Linked DNA regions of Homo sapiens: region 1 is linked to region 2. Evidence: chromatin contacts called from ENCODE Hi-C or POLR2A ChIA-PET data. All regions are on one chromosome and are shown on one strand. Each heading gives the region's core, a stretch centred on a gene start or an enhancer-like site at or near the end of the contact. The rest is flanking DNA. Distances are from core to core; before and after follow the strand shown.

Region 1 (7,480 bases), core at 3,421-5,920, 1.2 Mb before region 2:
ATCACCTCAGGTCAGGAGTTCGAGACCAGCCTGGCCAACATGGTGAAAACCCATCTCTACCAAAAATATAAAAAGTTAACAGGGTGTGGTGGCAGGTGCCTGTAATCCCAGCTACCCGGGAGGCTGAGGCAGGAGAATCGCTTGAATCCAGGAGGCGGAGGTTGCAGTGAGCCAAGATCGTAGCACTGCACTCCAGCCTAGGCGACAGAGTGAGACTCCGTCTCAAAAAACAAAAACAAAAACAAAGGACATTACTGGGACAAATGGCAAACCTTGAATAAGGTCTGAGGATTAGGTGGTAGCCGTACATCAGGGTGAATTTCCTGCATGGATGGATGTACTGTGATTCTGCAGGAGAGCGTCCTTGTTTGGAGGAAATACACATTCAGGTGTTTAGGGTGATTGGGCATTGTTTCAGCAACTTATGCTCAGATGGTTCAGGAAGGAAACCTTGTGACTGTAGTTGTAACTTTTGTGTGAGTTTGAGATTGTGTCAAAGAAAAAAAAGAAAAAATGCTTTGTGTGGCTGACATCTTGTTCTTAACAAATTCAAGTTAGTTGCCAACATTTAAAAATCAAGCAATTTTTACCTACGGATCTAGTTTTCTGGTTTCCCTTGAAGAACTGGAAAAGCTAGCAGCTCTGGGGGATGAGTAGTCAGGTGAAGAGCCTGATAGTTCCATTTATTTGTTTATTTATTTTTTAATTTTAAGAGATGGATTCGGCCGGGTGCAGTGGCTCATGCTTGAAATCCCAGCACTTTGAGAGGCTGAGGCAGGTGGATCATGAGGTCAGGAGATCCAGACCACCCTGGCTAACACGGTGAAATCCTGTCTCTACTAAAAATCAAACAAATTAGCCGGGTGTGGTGGCGGGCGCCTGTAGTCCCAGCTACTCGGGAGGCTGAGGCAGGAGAATGGCGTGAACCCGGAAGGCGGAGCTTGTAGTGAGCTGAGATTGCACCACTGCACTCCAGCCTGGGTGACAGAGTGAGACTCCTTCTCAAAAAAAAGAAAAAAAAAAGATTTTTTCTCATTTTGTTACCCAGGCTGGAGAGCAGTAGCACAATCACCTCACTGCAGCCTCCAACTCCTGGGATCAAGGGGTCCTCCCACTTCAGCCTTCCACATAGCTGGGACTACAAGCACTTGCCATGATGCATGACTAATAGTGCCCTTTTGATGGGCTATGTGGCCCCCAGTTCTCCAAAGTCTCCACCACTCCTCATTGTGTGACACTCAGCCCACAGCACCCATTTATGCTACTAGCCTGGCCCCTGTCACAAGCTATGGGAAAGCAAAAATCCACCCTAGGCCAGGCACTAATCATATTTTTTGGATTGATGAAGGGGTAGATGAATGGATGGATGAACTTTCAAGATGCTGCATTATCTCAGAGCAATGACCTATCTCAGTGCATCAAGCCTATGTTCTATGGCAAGGTGCTTCTTGAATCAGCCATAGTGTCTGAATGGTTTGTTTGGAATGGAAAGTGTTGAGAAATCAGGGTGTTGTCTGATGCCAGAGGTCCCCACATAGGGTGCAATCTCTGTGTGGAATTGATAGAGGCGTCTGACAGGTGGGTGGGGTTCTGGCACTAGGACAGGGTGCGGGGCGGGGCAGTGAGGCTTCAAGGAGATGGTATCATAGGATGCTCGAGGTAGTGAGGTTGGGTGGGGTGGGAACAAGCCTAGTTGATGGCTTGGGATCCTATCAGTAGGAGATCTGACTTGATGGAGCATGTCAGGGTCTGGGTATGAGCAAGAGTTGATGTTAGCTTTATCTTCCCCAGCCCCTCTCACTTCCTGATTCTACCTGGGTCATGGTTTGAAACAACCTCTTCTCTCACCTGCCCTCTGAAAGATTAAAACATTCAGGCTGGGCACAGTGGTTCACACCTATAATCCTAGCACTTTGGGAAGCCAAGGTGGGAGGATCGCTTGAGCCCACGGGTTTAAAAGCAGGCTGGGAAACATAGCAAGACACCATCTTTACCAAAAAAAAAAAAAAAATAGGGTAGCATGTTGGCATGTTCCTGTAGTCCCAGGTACTTGAGAGACTGAGGCGGGAGAATCCCTTGAGCCCAGAAGGTTGAGGCTGCAGGGAGCTGTGATCACACCACTCTAGCCTTGGCTACAGAGTGAGATCCTGTCTCTCAAAAAAAAAAAAAGAAAAAAAAAAGAAAACATTCTATAAGATTCAGCAGAAATGCACTAGTGATTTCTTATTGCCTTTAACATGAAATCCAAACTCTTGGCCAGGCGCGGTGGTTCACACCTGTAATCCCAGCACTTTGGGAGGCTGAGGCGGGCGGATCACAAGGTCAGGAGTTTGAGACCAGCCTGGCCAACATGGTGAAACCCCATCTCTACTAAAAATACAAAAAAATTAGCCAGGCGTGGTGGCAAATGCCTGTAATCCCAGCTACTTGGGAGGCTGAGGCAGAGAATTGCCTGAACCCGGGAGGCGGAGGTTGCAGTGAGCCGAGATTGCACCACCACTGTACTCCAGCCTGGGCGACAGAGTGAGACTCCATCTCAAAAAAAAAAAAAAAAAAAAAAAAATCCAAACTCTTCACCACTCCCTTCCTGCCCCAATATACTCCAGCCTCTGCCCACCTCCCTGACCTCAACTCCTATCACCCTACTCACTCTTGCCCTCACTTACCCATTCCCATTTCCTCCCCTGGCCCCCCGATTCCTTGCACCACACTAAGCTCTTTGTTACCTTAAGGCTTTTGCTCATGTGCCTCACACCCCAAGTCTTTTTTTTTTTTTTTTTTTAGACGGAGTCTCGCTCGCTCTGGCTGGAGTGCAATGGCACGGTCTTGGCTCACTGCAACCTCCACCTCCCTGGTTCAAGCAATTCTCCCTGCCTCAGCCTCCTGAGTAGCTGGGATTACAGGCTCCTGCCACCACACCCAGCTAACTTTTGTATTTGTTAGTAGAGATGGGGTTTCACCATGTTGGCCAGACTCACACCCCAAGTCTTTGACCTGGCTCTATCCTACTTCTCCTCTAGGTCTCAGCTCAAATATCACCTCTTCAGAGGTACTGCTCCCAAACCCCTACATCCGATCTCAGCCAACAGGCTTCAGTCATCCTCCGTCACTACACTGTTTTATTTTCTTCACATACTCATCAGTGTCTGAAGTTGTCTTACCAATTTGTGTATTGCATTGTGTTGTGTTCCCAACCAGATTGTCAGCTCCACAAGGGCAGGGATTTTGCTGTATCATTCACTTTATCCTCAGTGCCCAGTGCAGTGCATGACACATAGTGGTGGAGGGTGGGGGAGGGGTGGGAAGGATGGCAAATGTTTATTCTGGAATGAATAAGAGGCTCTCAACAATGGTGTGTTAGATTTTTGCATAAGCTGGGCATTGGGTTTAGGACATAAGCATCTAGGTGGGTTGTGGCTGAGATGACTTGTGATTCAAGGTGTGAGAAGCTGGACCCTGGGCTGTTGGAGAGACATTAGGTTTGGGAAACAAGTGTCCAGGTTGTGGGTGAATTGGTATAAACTGGGCTGGCTCCAGCTGTTACCAGTAGAAGGTGTCCAGGTACTTGGCATCTTGGAGAAAACACACAAACGAAGCAAGGAAAGCAAAAGCAAGGATTTACTGAGAACGAAAAGTCCACCCCACAGTTTGGGAGCAGGCTTGAGCGTAGAGGCTCAAGAGCTCTGCTTACAGAATTTTCTAGGGTCTCAATACTCTAGAGGTTTCCCATTGGTTACTTGGTGAATATTCTATGTAAATGAAGAGAATGAAGTGAAGTCACAGAGTCATTTACTCAGAATGTGCCCTATTGCAAATGGAGAGGATGTGCAAATGGAGAGGATGTTACTTGGTGGGAGAGGATGAATGTGAAGTTACAAAGTATAAATGGAGAGGATGTTTCTTGGAGTGTGTGGTCTGTGTAAATGGAGAGGATGAATGTGAAGTTACAAAGTGTAAAGGGCGTGAATGGAGAGGATGAAGTGAAGTTGCAAAGCCGTTTACATTCCTGTCATTGCTAAGGTGCTTTTTGATTTAGGTCTAGGAAGTCAGCCTTATGTTCCCTGCCTCCAGGCCCTATTTTTCTGCCTCACAACAGGTAACATCAGACTGTTGAGGGCAGACTGGACCCCAGATTTCGGGAAGCAGGAGTTGTCCAGCAGGGCAGTGGCTGAGTTAGACTGTGACTTCAGCAGTGTTCAACAGGTATAAGGTCATTGAAGACCAAGAATCAAGCAATCGAGCGTCCTCGTCGGTTGTAGCGAAAGAGAACCGTGACCAACAGGAGAGCAGTGTCCACCCAGGTCACTTGGGGTTACTGGGGTACAATTTTGGGGGAAACGGGGGTCCTGGGGAGCGTTGGCTGGGTGGGGCTGTAACCCGAGCTGGTGGGCGGGTTGTGAGCTGTGACCTGGCCCGAGTCGGCCCGCCCGGATTGGGGGGCCAAACCGGGGGCGGCGGGAGGCACACCTGGGGAAGACTCACCTGGGAGCGGCTCACTTGGGCCCTCCGGGACCCATGAACCGGCGCACCTCCTCTGCGTCCCGCCCCCGGCCGGCCCCCCGGCCAATGGGGGCGCGGAGACCTCGGCGGCGGGCGCGGATTGGGAGCCGGTGAGCGGGGGCGGGGCGGCGCGCCCGGCAGTTTAGGCGCTCGGCCGGCGGGCGGCGCTGAGCGCTCGGCTACGAGGGCGCCGTGCGGGCGGAAGTGGCGACGCTGGCGTCCCCGGAGCCTGCGGCGGGCGGCTGTGACGGCCCCGGCGCTGACGGCGGCGGCCGGGGGGGCGGTGTCGACGCCCGCGGCGCCGGCTGGGGCATCACCGCGGGCCTCGACCCCGAAATGGCGCTGCTGGCCGAACACTTGCTGAAGCCGCTGCCCGCGGACAAGCAGATCGAGACCGGGCCCTTCCTCGAGGCGGTGTCCCACCTGCCGCCCTTCTTCGGTGAGCCGGAATGGAGGGGGGAGGCGGCCCGCAGCCCCACGCGCACCCGAATCCTCCTTCCCCCGAGCATCCCCTAACCATCTCTGCCCTAGACACCCCTAAGTACTGTTTCCCCAGGCACCCAAGATCCTCTTTCCCTCCACTCACCCTAAATTCTCCCTTTCCCGGACCACTCCCAAGTCCTCTCCGCTCTAAACATGTCACATCCTGCCTGTCCTCCCCAAATCCTCCCTCTCCCTAGACACCTCACAGTCCTACATATCCCCCAAATGCCCCCTGATCATCCGTGCCCCCAACACGGATGATCTTCCATCTCCCTTAGGCATTCTGTAATCCACCATCTCCCCCAAAGCCTCCTGCCCCTTCTTCCCCAAAGTCCTTCATCCCTGGCGCTTTCTGATGGCTCTCAACTCGCTCCCCTTACAATGAATCCCCCCATTTCATAAGCCTTCTCTTTGAACGCTTCCAGCCTCTCCCTCATGGGACCTACAAACCCTTCCTTCTTCCCTCAGAATTCGCCCATTCCAGATCAAAGACTCCCATCTCCCCCTCCAAGGGTAGGAAGCCTGGTGAGGCGGGGACAAGGAGAGGGTTTTGAAGATGGAGTTGCAAAATTCCAGGGCCTCTTTCTAGGGGAAACCACCTAAAGTTTTTCCTCCTTTTAGGACAGGGGTGAGGGTTGTCGGGGGAGCTGTTTTGTGAGGTGACATCAGACATACAGAGCTTGGCACCAATTCCTCCCTCAGTTTGGGCTCTACGAGAGGAAGCCCCTCCCCTGTATGTCGTGTGGAAGTTCCTGGGCGCATTGGGAAGGCGGTCCACTTTCAGACCCTCTTCCCGCACTCCCTCAGCCTAGCCCAGTCCAGCCAAGGCCCCAGATGGAAAATGGGAACTAGAAGCCAGCACCACTGCCCCTGCCCTTTGCCTTTTGGGTCCCGGGTAAAGGGTGCAACCTGAGCCTCTATTCTCCTTCTCCATGTGGGCTCTGTCCTGTCCTGCTGGTTCACTTGGTGGCCTTGCAGGAAAATACCAGCCCCCAGGGCAGAGTCCACCTGAAACCCAAAGACAGGAGATCTTAAGACAGTCCGACTTAGTGGGCAAAGAAGGCTTGTTAGGGGTGGTAGTTCCCACAGTGTCCTGAGCTCTGGGATGGTTGTGGTTACCTGGAGGCTATAGTTCCCCTCCTTCACCTCGTGAGCCTCAGTGTCCCCAGCTGTGAAACGGGGATGCTGATCTCCTAGGGCAGCTGTGAGGAGTCGATGAGGTGGTGTGTGTAAAGTACCGAGGCCGTAAGTGCCAAATAGGTCTTCGCTGTAGGGGGTGTGGTTTTAAGTTCCTGAATCCAGTTTTGGTTCCTTGCTAGAGTGATTAATCGGTGTTTGAGGGAGTGCAATTGTCTGGTGTGTATGATTCCCAGACCTGGGTAAGCAACCTGAGAGCAAGGGCTTGGTTTTTTACATCCACTCTGTGTCCTCAGTGCCCAGAACAGTGCCTGGCACATAGCAGATGCTCAGTCAATACTGCTGAATGCACAAAACTTTCTTATTATCAGTGTCACAGTCTTGAGATAATACTGACTCTCCAGGTGGGGGCTTGGGAGCGAACCAGCTCTAGCATTGAAAAGTTGTTTAATTTTGTGATGTTGTTGGTTGTTGTTGTTTTTTTTTTGCTTGCTTGTTTCCTCTTTGGTTGCAGGAATAGTTCCAAGTCAGAGCCAGCTTGCCCTGGACAGGGATTCAGAATCCATTTAAGCCAGTGGTTCTCAACTGAGGGCAGTTTTGCCCCTTAGGGTACATCTGACAATGCCTGGAGGCATTTTTGTTGCAACTGAGTTGGGGGATGGGGCACGGGGTGTCTTGTGAGTAGAGGCCAGGGAGCTGCTCAGTATCCTACAGTGCACAGAACAGTCCTGCCACAACAAAGAATGATCCAGCCCCAAACATGAGCAGTGTCAAAGGTGGAGAAATCCCAGGTTAAACTCTGTGGCTTTTTCTTTCCTTATTTTCAGCGAGGTTGCACATCCGTTCTGTATTTGGGGGTATCATCATTTGATGCAATTATCTGGCTGGTTTTGGAGGAAAGAGGGAGGTGGCAAGCCAGAGCCAGCAGTCATCTGGTGCCAGGGCTAAAGAGCATCTCCTCCTCCCTTTCCTTGGTCTCAAAGGACCCTTGTCTTTGTTGCAATCCCTGTGCTGTGGGGTGTCACATCTGTTGACAGAAGTACCATTTATACAGAAGCCGCAGTGGGGTTGGTCCACAATGGGTTAACCACCACAGGGCCCTCTGCCCACCAGAGCTGTTTACTGTTCACCAAAGAGGCTGATTCTTAGGACTCTAAAGAAAAAAAAAGTGATAGTTCGTTTGAACCATTATTCTCTTCTGTGGGGGGAGGAGAATTGCTCCTGAAGGTTGAAGACTTAAGCTTTAGGAGGATTCTTCCACGAGTGACTTTTCTCTGGGACGTCTGATCAAGATCATTTGTCGGCTGTGATGCAGGGGCTTTTTCTAGATCTTGGGAGCGTCTGGTCACCGGGATGATCT
Region 2 (7,186 bases), core at 1-2,500:
CCTGAGGTCGAGAGTTCAAGACCAACCAGCCTGACAAACGTGGAGAAACCCCATCTCTACTATAAATACAAAATTAGCCGGGGTGGTGGCACATGCCTGTAATCCCAGATACTCGGGAGGCTGAGGCAGAAGAATAGCTTGAACCCGGGAGGCGGAGGTTGCGGTGAGCCGAGATTGTGCCATTGCACTCCAGCCTGGGCAAAAAGAGTGAAACTCCATCTCAAAAAAAAAAAAAAAAAACAACTTTGTGCAAGGCAAGATATGAGTATCTTTCTGTGCATGTCCTGAGCCCTTGCCTGGTGCAAAGCCGCAGGGCAGATCCTGGGAGACCCCCCTATTCCCTCCCTTCTGGAAGTGTCTGGGTATTCTTAGGCCTCCCAGCCTTTGCCTCTGCTGTGCTCTCTGCCTGGGATGCCCACCTGGCTTGTCATCTCAAGTGCCACTTCTTGGAAGCTCCTCCTGTTAACCTCCCTCCCCCACCCAGGATGGAAGGAGAGGCCCCTCCCTTGCTCACCGCAGGATGGCACTCACTGCGCTGTGTCATTGTGGCATGATGTTCCACCGAATTGTTTACTCGCTGGCCTCCCCATTGGATGGAGGGCTACCAGAGGGCCACAGCCCAGAATTGCTGGCCTTTAGACCTCAGGGCATGCAGTCTGGAGTGCCAGAGTTGGTCAAATGAACAAATTTAGGATGAAGAAATAAGATAAGCAGGACTTGCCCTTGTGGTATCTGTAGTCCAGCTCCCTAGAGAGGCTCTTGGTTGCAGCTGAAAGGGCCTGTGCTGTGCATCTACAGAGAGTGTTTTGAGTCCTGCGAGAAGAAATACACCATATTTGCAAACCCTTTGAAGGTTCATATTTTGTGTTTTTTGCTCCCTGACCACCTCCCACCCCTCCCCACGCCCCACCAATCTTGGGCAAGAAGCGAGACCATTCTCCTTTTTCTCTGGTCACTCCTGTCCTTCAGGGGGCTCCCTCTGGCCCCGACTGTCCATTGCTGCTGAAGTAATGCTGTGGCCTTTCTCAGTTTGGGCCCCACCCAAAACCGAAGAACTTCTCCCCAGAAAGCTTCTACTTGGTTCTCAGTGTTTTCACAGTTATGGGAACCCAAGAACAGTGTCAGACCTAGGAGGTGCCCCACTACCACCCTGTCTTTATCAATGTTGTCACCAAAGCTGTCACAAACAATGGGGTGTGGGCTGTCACATGGCCCTGCCTAAGTAACCACATTCTCGCTTCCTCCTTCCACACACAGCCATTGGGGGTTGCTCGGATCCGGGACTGCCGCAGGGGGTGCCACAGCAGTGCCTGGCAGCGTGGGCTGGGACCTTGTCACTAAAGCAGAGAAGCCACTTCTTCTGGGCCCACGAGGCAGCTGTCCCATGCTCTGCTGAGCACGGTGGTAAGTGCTGGCTTGCAAAACCACAGGGAGTGGCTGGAGGTCCCCATGGGCCAAGGGCCTGCCTTATAGCTGCTGGCAGGCCCGGGTAGGACCGCCAGGCCCTTCTTGAGCTGCAGCACCTGGGGAGGGCAAACTGAGGCTCCTCCGACTCAAGACTAAAGTCTTCCTGGAGTCTGTGGCCTTATTCTGTGACTCTTCTGAATCCTGCTCCTGCCAACTTTTTTTTTCCTTCTTTTTTTGAGACAGGGTCTTACTCTGTCACCCAGGCTGGAGTGCAGTGGCACAATCATGGCTCACTGCAGCCTTAAACTCCTGGGCACAAGTGATCCTCCCACCTCAGCCTCCTGAGTAGCTGGGACTACAGGCGCACATCGCCGCATGCAGCTAATATTTTTACCTTTCCTAGAGATGGGGTCTCACTTTGATGCCGAGGCTGGTCTCAAACTCCTGGCCTCAAGCCTCTTGCGTTGGCCTCCCAAAGTGCTGAAATTACAGGTGTGACCCACCAGCCCCAGCCTCCCATTAACTTACTTCCCTCCCTGGCCAGTTTGCCTGCAGCGTCTGGCTTGGCGGCATTCTGATTTTGAAAATCAGAGAAACCATGAGTGTTTCCCTAGAAATGATCTTATCCTCTCCTTTCCTGGATGGGAAACTGAGGTCGGGAGAGGTGAAGGGATTTGTTTAGGGGCAGAGCTGAGATTAGGTCTGGAAGACTCCAGAAAGTAGGGGGAGTGCAGGATTTCTCTTGAAGCTGCATGTTATGGACGCATAAAAAAGTTCTTTTCAGAGAAAGATGCATTCTTCCCACTTTTTATAAGACTGAGGAAATGACACTTGTCTGTGGCAAACTATTAAAATATTAGAATTAAGATACTATTGTTAGCAAAAGGGAAAACAATAATAATAATAATAATTAGAATATTTGGCTGGGTGCAGTGGCTTACACCTGTAATCCCAGCCCTTTGGGAGGCCGAGGCAGGTGGTTGGCCTGAGCTCAGGAGTTCTAGACCAACCTGGGCAACATGGTGAAACCTCGTCTCTACCAAAAATACAAAAACTTAGCTAGGTGTAGTGGTGTATGCCTGTGGTCTCAGCTACTTGGGAGGCTGAGGTGGGAGGATCACTTGAACCTGGGAGGGGGAGGTCGCAGTAAGCCGAGATTGTGCCACTGCACTCCAACCCGGGTGGCAGAGTGAGACCCTGTCTCAAAAAAAAAAAAATTAGAATACTCTTATTAGTTTGTATTTGAGATACTTTCAGGACACTAAAAGGAAATGGTGGGGGCCAGTTGTGCCCTGCTGTACACACATTCACACACACACACACACACACACACACACACACACACACCCCATATTGTCGATATCTGGGCTTCTGTTGCCTGGAATTCTCTTCCTCTTTCCTCTTTCTTCTGTTTTCCTTTTTTTTCCATCTCTGACTTTGAGGCCCCCAGAGCCAGGCCCCTCAGTGGGCCGGGGCCTCAGAAGGTGGCTCCCAGGCCCTCAGACAGCCCCAGAGTCTCTTCCGAGGCCGTGCCCTGGGTGGTTGATGCCTCCCTCAGCAGGCTTGGCCAGCAGCCAGGGGAGTTAAACCTCAGAGAGCGGAAGGGCTGGGTTGCTAGGCTGGGCCCAGAGTGGGGCATTCAGAGGAGCTGGGGAATCAATCATCCGAGAACCTTGGAGGGTGGACAGTGCCCCTTTTACAGATGAGAAAACTGAGGCTTGAAGGGGAGAAGCAGCTGCCTCTGGCGGCATGGCTTCTGGCTGCAGGATGCCCATGGAGTTCGTGGTGACCCTAGGCCTGTGTCTCGGCTTCCTTTGCTGAACTTGAACAGGAAGATGGCAGTGGGGGCCAGTGGTCTAGAAGGAGATAAGATGGCTGGTGTGTGTGTGTTGGGGGTCTGTGTTTGTTAATCTGTCTGTCTACACAGGGGTGTTTAGAAAACTGTTTAAAGACAGTTGTTCAACTAACCAGATGTAGGTCTCATTGAATTCATTTGTGCCAAGTACCTTACTGCCTCTGGATCAGGCCAGCAAGTTTGGGTTCCAACAGGTGTAACTTGGTTCTTGGTGGGGTGGAGGGTAGGGAGGGGGGTGTAACAAAAAAATCTCAACTAACACTGTGGTTTGCAAGCCACCAAACATTAAACAGATATACAGCATATCTGTGCTATTAACTTTTCATGAGGAGGGCTGGTCACCGTGGCTCATGCCTATAAATCCCAGCACTTTGGGAGGCTGAAGCAGATGGATTGCTTGAGCCCAGGAGTTTGAGACCAACCTGGGCAACATGGGGAAAACCCATCTCTACAAAAAATTTAAAAGTAGCCGGGTCTGGTGGCATGCACCTGTAGTCCTAGCTACTTGGGAGGATCGCTTGAGCCCAGGAGTTCAAGCCTGCAGTGAGCTATGATTGCACCACTGTAGTCGAGCCTGGGCAACAGAGAAAGACCCTATCTCTAAAATTAAATAAATAAATAAACCTTTCATAAGGGCGATGATAAGTGGGAAAAAATGTCTACAGAGACTCCCTGATGTGAGTTGAGGTAGATGACGGAAAGAGGTTGCAAAGTGTCAGCTGGCAAATGTGGTGTGAAAAGTGTGAAGACAGCACGTGCTGTGCAGTTCTGTGCACGTTCCCCTGCCTCAGTCACATGTCCTCTTCTGCAGAGGCATTTAGTGAGGCCCCTGGGGATGCCAGGAGACCCAGGAGAGCTCCTGCCCTCCAAAAACTTGTGGTCTGGTGGGGGCAGCAGAGCAGACAGCCACAGTGGTTGCCAGCCACTGGGGCGAGTGTTGCGAGGGGTGTGTGCCTGCCCATCGGCTGAATCCTGGGCCTGTGGCCTGATCAGCAAGACAGCTGTGGTTCCTGCCTTCTGGAAGTTTAGGAGTCAATGTGAATACATTTTTAGAAAATAAATGAACAGCAGAAATGATTTAAACACGGGAGGTGACTAATCGTGCCTGGGGCAATCTGGAAAGGCTTCTGGGAGGACTCAGCATTTCCCTGGCCCTCTTCAACCCACAACAACCCCATAAAAAGCGGGTGCTACCATTGTCCTTGTATTCCAGCTAAGGAACCCACAGCTCAGAGAGGTGAGGTGAGTTGCCCCAGGTCACACAGCTTCTAAGGGACAGAGCTGGGGATTGACCTGGTTTGATGTGACTCCCAGGGCACAGCAGGGCAGGGCAGGGCCTGTCCTGTCTACCCAGACTTAGATCTGCTGCCTGTGCCTCAGTTATCTGGGGTCTTTCCTTCTCTTGGTGACTACTTGACCCAAACCCTGAGATGCTCAGTCTTTTGAATTTTAGCATTCCAAGATCCTGCCCGCTCTGACCACCAGTTTCAGGATTCTCAGTGCAAGGTTCCTAGCGGCGTGGAGCCCCACGAGGATCTTTCCTGAGCAGCTCAGGGCGGCCACACGGCGGGTTCTCTGGAGCTGGAGTCTGGGCCCCCTGCAGCCTGCTCCTCCACACAGCCTAGATGGGGCCCATATGGGGTCTAGATGGGGCCTGGGCCAGAAGCAGCCTGGTTTTAGGGCGAAAGAGGCAAACGAGCAGTCTCTGACCTACTCTGTTAGGCAAGTGTTGAGACAAATAGGACGTGGTCACTGGAGACGCCTCTGTCGGAGCCCTGCCCTGGCCCCACTTCTGTGGGACTGTTTTTTGGCCTTCCAGGAAGAGGAGAGGTGGAAGGTGGGGCCTGGGAGTGATCCCGCCGCTCCGGGCCTTGCTTGCTAATCAGTGTGATGGCACCGTTAGAGCCAGTGAACACAGGGGTGAGGAGGAATGAGGTCACCAGATAGTGAGAGGATGAAATCATCCCTCCGTGGGAGGGGCTTCCACATATGTCATTTTTATTGTTGTATAATACATTTACTGTAGCAAATATTAAGGAGGTATTATGCTACCTGCCATACACGGTGAGAAAACTCAGCTCCTCCCCCTTCTACCTGTGTGGCCTCAGCTGAGACAAGATCTCTCAGAGCCTCGGGTTTTCTTTTCTTTCATTAAAAAAAATATGTTTTTTTCTTAGAGACAGGGTCTTACTCTGTCACCCAGGCTGGAGTGCAGTGGTGCGATCATAGCTCACTGCAGCCTTGACCTGGGCTCAAGCCATCCTCTGGCCTCAGCCTCCCGAGTAGCTGGGACTACAGGCATCACCAGCATACCTGGCTAATTTTTAATTTTTTTGTAGATATGGGTCTCAGTATGTTGCCCAGGCTGGTCTTGAACCCCTGCCTTCAAGTCATCCTCCTGCCTTGGCCTCCCAAAGTGCTAGGAGTACAAGCTCGAGGCACCGTGCCTGGCTGAGCCTCAGATTTTCTTTCTGTTAGATGGGCTGATGCCTGCTCAGCTGTGGCCTGGCTCCAGGCTGCTGTGTCTTAAAGCCAGTGGGATGGCAGGGACCAGGCTGGGGTGACCAACAACCCCCCACCCCCAGTTTGCCTGGGAGTGAGGGGTTTCTGGGGTTGAGGGACTTTCAGCACTGACACCAGGAACATGTAGGATAAGGTGGTTGCTTTAGACGGGCCCAGGAAAGGAGGTCTGGGCTTTCCGAATGTACCAGGTCTTATCATAACAGGTACGGAGGTCTCTGCTTTCTCAAAGCCCAAACACCCACAGGGGAGGTAGAGAGGCCGCCATCTCCATACCCTCTGAGTCTGAGACCTCCATTTCCTCTGCTCATCTGCCTGCAGCGCCGAAGAGAGTCCTCCAGATAAAGTACCCCCGGCTGGAAGCCAGCGTCTGGGAACTTCCATACACTCATTCAATTCTCATGATGATTTTTTTTAAGCAATATTGCCGGTTTTACAATGAGGAAACTGAGGCTTAGAGAGGGTGAAGCAACCTGCCCGAGTTTACACAGCCGCTAAGTGGGGGCAAATGTGGGATTCAGGCCCCAGCCTCTCCTCCACCCCAGCTGTCTCTGGGTGCAGGAGGCTGTGGGGATGGCTGTAGGGGAAGGGTGGGCAACAGTGACAGCCTACCTGAAGAACTGGGCCCCAGCACCCTCCGTGTTTCTGTGTTATTCTCCCAGCCTCCGGCCTGCTGCAAGTCCGGCCCTGACTCACCAAGATGCCTCCCCCAACCCGGGAACCAGGGAGACCAGGCCTTGCAACTTTGCCCCCACCTTCTCTGCTTCCAGGAAGTGGCTGAGGGCTTTGCCTTCCAGGAACAGAGAACTGCCCAAGTGGGGGTTGGTAGCTGTGAGTGTGCTCATAAGTATGAAATATGTCTCTAGGCTAATGGCTTCTTCCTAAAGTCCCTGCCTCCAGGAAAGTGGGGCCAAGGTTGGGCCGTAGATTCTTCCCCCAGATAAGAACTCTACCCCAAAGAAATTCTGCTGCCCTGAAGGCAAATTGGGAGGCAAAAGTGTGTGTGTGTGTGTGTGTGTGTGTGTGTGTGTGTGTGTGTGTGTTACATTTATTAAGCACCTACTGTAAGCTTGGAACTTTTGTTTTCTTGTTTTGTTTTGAGACAGGGTCTCACTCTGTCGCCCAGGCTGGAGTGCAGTGGTACAATCTCGGCTCACTGCAGTCTCAACCTTCCAGGCTTAAGCGATCCTCCCACATTAGCCTCCCCAGTAGCTGAGACGATAGGTGTGCATCATCATGCCTGGCTAATTTTTCTATTTAAAATTTTTTTATTTTATTTTTGAGGCAGGGTCTTGCTTTGTCACCCAGGCTGGGGTGCAGTGGCATGATCACAGCTCACTGCAGCCTCAATCTCTCCAGGCTCAAGCAATTCTCCCATCTCCGCCTCCTGAGTAGCTGGGACTA

The links. Hi-C counts contacts between places; a loop is a spot of excess contacts on that map. ChIA-PET counts read pairs that join two places held with the same protein, here RNA polymerase II (POLR2A). Pooled maps may share reads with other maps.
Region 1: a loop to region 2 is called in a map of naive thymus-derived CD4-positive, alpha-beta T cell, with 5 times the contacts of the local background. The contact joins the promoter of GLTP here to the promoter of SELPLG in region 2. A Hi-C loop is called at or near these places in 1 of 168 maps with a recorded cell type or tissue (naive thymus-derived CD4-positive, alpha-beta T cell), 1 of 37 single-sample maps with no recorded cell type and 5 of 50 pooled maps. POLR2A ChIA-PET finds 5 or more read pairs at or near these places in 1 of 52 experiments (activated CD4-positive, alpha-beta memory T cell).

The regions. Positions count from the first base shown.
Region 1 is chr12:109,877,731-109,885,210 of GRCh38, reverse strand. GLTP (glycolipid transfer protein) reads left to right here and starts at 4,670. Exons shown (of 5, transcript NM_016433.4): 1 at 4,670-4,939. The coding sequence starts at 4,837. LOC124903012 (a long non-coding RNA gene) reads left to right here and starts at 3,810. Exons shown (of 3, transcript XR_007063455.1): 1 at 3,810-3,850; 2 at 4,037-4,096; 3 at 4,204-4,313. It also overlaps a transcript of TCHP not described here. RefSeq lists an enhancer at 3,587-4,088 and a silencer at 4,413-4,962.
Region 2 is chr12:108,627,958-108,635,143 of GRCh38, reverse strand. SELPLG (selectin P ligand) reads left to right here and starts at 1,250. Exons shown (of 2, transcript NM_003006.4): 1 at 1,250-1,404. It overlaps LOC105369968 (a long non-coding RNA gene), which reads right to left and starts at 6,498. Exons shown (of 3, transcript XR_007063449.1): 1 at 6,395-6,498; 2 at 1-813. RefSeq lists a silencer at 439-488 and enhancers at 1,729-1,778, 3,187-3,336.